2 separate regions of the Homo sapiens genome follow, and region 1 is linked to region 2. The links are chromatin contacts, found by Hi-C or POLR2A ChIA-PET in ENCODE. All regions are on one chromosome and are shown on one strand. Each heading gives the region's core, a stretch centred on a gene start or an enhancer-like site at or near the end of the contact. The rest is flanking DNA. Distances are from core to core; before and after follow the strand shown.

Region 1 (3,232 bases), core at 327-2,826, 51 kb after region 2:
TTTACCTATTACCTGATAGGGAACCATGGGAACTTAGAACTAGCAAAGGCTTAGGAACACTGTGGTTTATCTCAGGTCTAAATATTGGAGCCCCAAAGGGATCAATATTTTGTCCATAATTGTAGAGATCCTTAAGCGACAGAGCCTGGAATGGACCCCGACTTTCCTGACCCCAACCTGAGGATTCTCCTTCACTAACATGGCAACATCCGCTCCCAGTCATGACTGTGACACTTCCCCTGAAGAGAGAAGCCTCAGGCCACACCGTTTGTGAGGACCAGGCCAGAAAGAAGCCACAGCGCTCCTCCTGGGTGCTTGTCTGAGGTGGTTTCCTTAACTTAGTTAAGAAAAGGAGAGCATTTCCCTTTCCTCCCCATAATGTAAGAGTCATTCATTATCGGAGTAGGGACTGATAGTTTATTTCTAAAATATCTATTGCAGTCATCAAAATCATTATTAGTAGTACATATATTTTACATTTTATAGGATTAACTTGTCATGGCCCTTTCAAGTGCACTATTGTGTCCTAGCTGTGCCTTTGAGTGACAAGTATTGGTGTTCCCATACTACTGGGAAGAAATTTGAAGCCCAGTGTGGTGTTTGCTAATGGTAACATAACCAGCAGGTACGAATAAGCAGGAGGGATGAGCTCTCAGGAACACAGGTCTTTTAATTCCTCTCCTTGACCCATTCATTTATGTGACAGCTTCTGTGACTGAGATGACAGCTAGTTCTGCAACTGTGAGTGGGGAATTGAAATCTCCTGTAATTTATGTTGAAAAAAATCTTGGATGATTTATTCCTGCCAGGCACTCTCTTTGGCCTCTGACCTTCAAAAGTCCTCACCCAAAGGACAGTTTGTGACTGGGTTCCTGTTTGGAAGGTTGTCGCTGAAGGTGTATGCAGTGTGGCTGGAAACAGCACCCCGGCCCTTGGTGGCTGCGCTTGGTTCCCCTTAAGGAAGCTCCTATGCCGTGCTGGGGCCTGGCCTTTAATTCCCAGAGGGCATTAGTGCTAGCGACACCTCACATCACCACTGAGGCACCTGCCTCTGTTGTTCTCATGTGCATTTTCCAAATCCCCAAATCTGTGCGTTTCCAGAAGTTTCTGGAATGGGGAAGATCTCAAGGACTTACTTGTTTTAATGGTTACAAAAGGCTGGTTGGGCCAATTTCCTTAGGGCATGACCTCTCTGGGGAAGAATTCTGCACCCACAAATCACGGATGGAACAAGGAAGTATTTTTATTCATGTGCCCCGTATCCCTTTTTTCTTTTGAGGCGTCCACCAAAGGCTCAGGATTACCTCTCCTGCCTGCTCCTCACCTCAAAGGTAAACAGACCATAAATTCTGCAGTAAAGCAGTGCAAAGGTTTTAAAGGCTGTGTTTACAACCAGGTTTGATCTCTGAAAACTGAACTTTACTCAAGATAGAGAAAAATCCGAGGAAGAAAGGAAAGGGAGAGATAGCTTGCATCGCACAAATCTCTTTTCACCTCATCGGCCCCCAACCTGGGAGACACACATTCCTTGTATTCAGAACCCAGCGTTCTCACCTCTCGACATCTGCCACGCAAGTTAATGGCAGTTGGGTGTTTGCATGGGAGTGCTGCCCACAAAACCTGTTCCTCATGATTAATGATCAGTTAGTTAAGTGTTTCAGGTCTACAGGATGGCTTCTGTGGACAAGAGAGAAGATTCTGAGCTTCAGATATGTTTGTTCTGTCAGGAAGTCTGTCCCTGGACTCAAAGGCCCTCTGAGGACTGAGGGTGGCTCCTGGGAGGTGTCTCCCCAGGGATCGTGACTCCCACCAGGCACCTGGTCCTGCAACCACAAACTAGAAAAGTGGATGCAGAGTAGCTATCAAATCCATTTGCCAAAACCTCCAAAAGCCTGCTCTTCCTGCTTCCAAGCTTGGCAGAAAGATCTTCCTAGGGATAGGCAAGTAGAGGCCATGAGCAGTCCCTGGAAAGAATGAAGGGCCGAACCTGGGAATCTGGGGGTGGCTCGGCCATTTAGGCTCCTTGGGGTGGGGCCATCAATGAAAAAAATATTAAGATGGCTCCTCATGACTACTTCTATCATCTGTCTTGGCAAGAGGATCTGAAATAACATCTACCTTTCCCTTTGTTTTCAATTAGCAGCAGAGTGAGAGCTTGGCCTGCTGACCGCCCCCTTGGCCAGATGAGCCCCCATGGATCCTAGCGGCCCCCATCCCTGCCCTCACTCCAGAGTGCCCTCTCCACCCATAACTGCATGGCTGTGATTAGTTATATAGCTCATTTGGATTCTACTTGCCTTTATTTCTCGCATGTGTTTGCCTTGTCTCCTGCTCTTGATTGTAGATGGCAGAAGTTTAGAATTTTAAGAGTCTCAGGACAGACGGAATCACACCTAATAGCACAGTGAAAGCACAGTGTCTGACTTTGCCTTGTCATTGATTGAGATTTGAGTCTAGAAGTCCCTGAATTTCAGCTGACAAGAAAGGGATGGGCTGGCATGAGAGTCACTCCATGCCCAGTGCTGGGCTGAGGACAGTGGCTGAGCCCACCGGTGGAGTCATCATCCTCTGTAGTCTCCATCGGCCCCTGCAAAGCTACCCAGGAAAAATGATGATCTTAATAACATCTTTTAATCTGGACAATTGCTATTTTTCAATTCAACGTGAAGTCTGAAAGGAACATTATTTTTATTAAACTTAACTCAAAAGTATGCTTGCTATAAAGACGCTCCTTTAAGACAAGTTCCCCAGCTCTCCCCTTTTAACCTTATCCTCTCCCATATGGAAATTCTGATTCCACCAGTGGCTACATCTCTGTGGGTTGCAAAGATGGGAGCTGAGGGGCTCACCATCAAGGAAACTGACCAGGTCAATATTGGTCAATACTGAAACCCTACCACAAGGCCAGCCAATGTCAGAGACAGACATTTTATTTGAAATGTAATAAATTTCAGAGTGTAATAAATAGAGAGGCTGTGACTGATGACTACTTTTTTTCAGAAGTAGATGGAGGTAATTTTGCTGTGCACATTCCGCCAAGCACAGGGTAAATAAATAACACTCAGCAAGTTACGAATTTGTTTAAACAGTGGGTGTCTCACTGGGTGTCAGAATCGTAAATGTATCTGAGGTCCCTTTTATACCATTCTCTGGATATAACAATCCTGATCCCTAACTGCAACATTTTTTTGGATTGCTTTAAACCCAAACTGTCAAGTGACAGACTCAGGAG
Region 2 (3,169 bases), core at 612-3,111:
GGTGGGCCTTAACCACTCTTTTGGTCTGTTTCTTGCTAGTAAATAGGCGTCATCGTTCCCGTCCCCTGTGTGCTTCTGGGACACTGTGTGCTTAGCTAGACCTATTTCCCTACTGTAGTCACTCCTGAGCTGCGTGGTCGTTTGAAGGAGTTAAGCACCCATAAGTGCTTGTGGCCAACAGCAGTGATCTAGAGACTGACTCAAGTTAAGATTATTTGATGTGCTCTATAAGGCCTCTGAAGAAAGCTTAGGCAGGTAAATATTTTAAATTGTTTTCATGGATTTTATTTCATATATAATATTTGCATCCTGTGGTGGAAATAGAAAAACACCTTAGTAGGTCCTGTAGCTTACTATGCATTTTCCAGTGCAGGGGGGTTCTTTATTAGCAGATTTACACTCCACTGTCTTTTTCTTCAAGTAATGGAATTTTTTTTTGATTTACTGTGCACTATGGTTGGTCACAAAATTATAGTTCCTGTGAAAGAGCTGAAAGGAACATTTGTGAAGGACTTATGCTGTGCTTATACTGTTAAGTTGCTCAGAGGAAAGTATGAAGGCGAGCTCTGATGCAAGAGCCTGCTGGGGCTGGAGCAGAAAATTAGTGCTTCATTTTTAACTTGAATATGCCACAGAGCTTCTAGAGGACTCGAGAGCCAAACAGTGGTGGATTGGTCTTCGATTTTCTCATAGTGATCTTGCTTTGAGGAAGTTTTTCCCTTTCCTAATACTCACTCACTTATAAGATAGTGAACATAGGGAGGCAGGAAATTAGTTTCTATCAGGTACCTTTTATGTGCCAGGTGTTTTAGATACATTTTATTTTTTACTCCTCCTTCTAAGTGAGATGCAGAAGGTAAAGAACAGTTCCAAGGTCACGTGTCAAATTGAGACGCGTGGTTTCACGTTGGCCGCAGGTCTGGCTGATGCGGTCAGTGTTGTTGCCACTACAGCGTGTTAGATTAATATGCGATATTAGTTCATTTCTTTGAAATCTTCAGAGAGAAGAAAGAATGTTTTCTTAAAGAAATTGGACTAGTTTGATTAATAATTTTAGCATCACATATCCTCCCACTGAAACAGGTGGGAAAACTGTGAGAAGTTATTTGCTCTTGACCAAGAATGTATTTAAGACAGTTAATGCAAATTTTCTTATCAATGTTATACTTAGAAATCAAATGTGTAATGGTACTAAGAATATGGCAGTTGGGTAACATTAAGTTAAAAAAAAAGTAGTAAAAATTACTTTTGTTGACATACCTAATGTGGTTATAACAAGGTTCTTTTAAGAGAAACACAAGATTGCCATACTGAAATCCTTCTAATGCTGCGATTTAAATCCATACACAAACAAATGCTGTTTTGGAACTTTTCAGAATGTTAAAATTGTCTTCAATGAATGTTTATGAAGAAATTACTGAAAAAGCATTTCTTAATAGTGAAGTGCCTGTTTTTTTTTTCAGTCTATCGTCCAAAACACTCTTTTCTAAATGAGTAGCAAAGGGGTTAAAAAATCATTAATCTCCCAAAGGGTCTGTGAGAGAGTTATGTGGTTAGGTATTATTATTGCCTCATTTATAAACCAAGATCCGGAGTGACTCCTTAAGGTCACAAAACAAGCCAGTATTGAAGCCGGGACTGGAACCGACGTCTCCTGCCTCCCAGTCCAGGGCTGTTACCACTCCCAGGGAGTTGACCAATCATCACAGTTATTAATATCCCACTTGCCACATGCTACAAGCCATGAACATAAATATTTTGTTGGCATTTTATCTTCATGCTCCCTATGTGCCAGGCTCCCTTTCTTTCTATGTTCACAGCCCCTTCTAATAACTCACGTTCTTGTCTGACCACATTGGCCTTTGCGTGAAAGTCACACGTCACCCCGGCAGGGAATGTTCAAGCATGCGGATTTGCATACTTTCATTCTGATCTCAAGGCTTTTTCTAGACTTCCTTTTTTTTTTTTTTTAAATCTCGTGTGTGTGTGTGTGTGTGTGTGTGTGTGTGTGTGTGTGTGACAGGGAGGATGGTAAGAAGTAGTTTAAAAATGCATTGTGTGCTACATCAATATCCAATGGCTTTGTACATTAGGAAACAGTAAAGCTTTAAATAGTTTGTAACATATGTCCACATAATTTATCACAGAATTGTGGTTTATTTAATAAGTGACTCATTATCACTATCTGATAGCCAGAATACTGGATAAAGAATAAGTGTGGGCAGAAGTTATTCACCATTTCTTATAGCCTCATCCCAGAATACAGCTCTTCTTTGCAAATTACAGATTCTTTGCAGTTTTCTCCCACCCGCCCCCCCAACGCCTCTATAAGAATATACAAAATTGTCAGAAAACATGAAATAATGTTACGGGAAAACATGGCCAAATTTAAGAAATCTGGCTTAGATTGCTCTGAAAGGTTATTGCTAAATGAATCTTCGAAGAAAACGAATTCCTTTACTGGAACAAAAGTAATTTATTATGCATTTCATGGGTGTCTGCCAGAAGAGTTACTAGCAGTATGAAGATCCAGTGGATATGAATTAAGTACAATCTGTTAGTTCTGTTCATGTTTAGACCTACCTGTTAATTTTCTCTGAAATTTTAATAATTTAAAAAAGCATCTCCATAGACAGGTGTTGGCAATGTGACAATTCACCACTCAGCTACCCATCACATCAGGCTTTTTTAAAGGCCCAGTACTCAGAATTTGTGAGACTGAGCACAAAGACATTATTTTATTGACCTCATATTTTAAGAATGATTTGGACAAATACATAACTAGGCATTGATTCTAATGTCCTGTTGGGGTCTTACGAGTAAACGGTTCCAAGTCAACATCTGACGATGCTTAAATCATGATCCGACTTGATGGTGTGCTGCCTGTTTTGGTTGTTGGCCTGGCACGGTTTCACCAGAGCTGGGCCACATGCTGCAGAACCATATTTTTATTTTATTAAACACAAGTATTTTACATTTAAAGCTCTCATTAAATTTAGTTGCTTGATTCGTGGTGAAGCCTGAATATGGTCAAAAGTTTATTCTGGGGGTTCACGGATTAGCAGCTGGGAGGAAACAGATTCCAGCAGCCAGGCGCTAGCTCCAGCTCTGTCTGTGTGAGTATAGCAAGCTGCCAAGGTTCTGTAAAGCCTCTGTTTTCCTCCTTCTA

The links. Hi-C counts contacts between places; a loop is a spot of excess contacts on that map. ChIA-PET counts read pairs that join two places held with the same protein, here RNA polymerase II (POLR2A). Pooled maps may share reads with other maps.
Region 1: a map of mammary epithelial cell shows a loop between it and region 2 (2.8-fold over the local background). The contact joins two enhancer-like sites. A Hi-C loop is called at or near these places in 1 of 168 maps with a recorded cell type or tissue (mammary epithelial cell) and 1 of 50 pooled maps. POLR2A ChIA-PET finds 5 or more read pairs at or near these places in 5 of 52 experiments (AG04450, PC-3, Panc1 and 2 more).

The regions. Positions count from the first base shown.
Region 1 is chr18:22,240,640-22,243,871 of GRCh38, forward strand. It overlaps LOC105372018 (a long non-coding RNA gene), which reads right to left. Exons shown (of 3, transcript XR_001753369.2): 3 at 2,293-2,393. Among named protein-coding and RNA genes, the nearest start is that of GATA6, 73 kb to the left of the region's middle. Within about 2 kb of position 1,577, at least 4 of the 41 ENCODE cell types and tissues checked have a DNase peak (open chromatin) inside an H3K27ac peak, as active enhancers do.
Region 2 is chr18:22,189,055-22,192,223 of GRCh38, forward strand. All of the region lies in intron 6 of GATA6 (GATA binding protein 6), which reads left to right. Among named protein-coding and RNA genes, the nearest start is that of GATA6, 21 kb to the left of the region's middle. Within about 2 kb of position 1,862, at least 16 of the 41 ENCODE cell types and tissues checked have a DNase peak (open chromatin) inside an H3K27ac peak, as active enhancers do.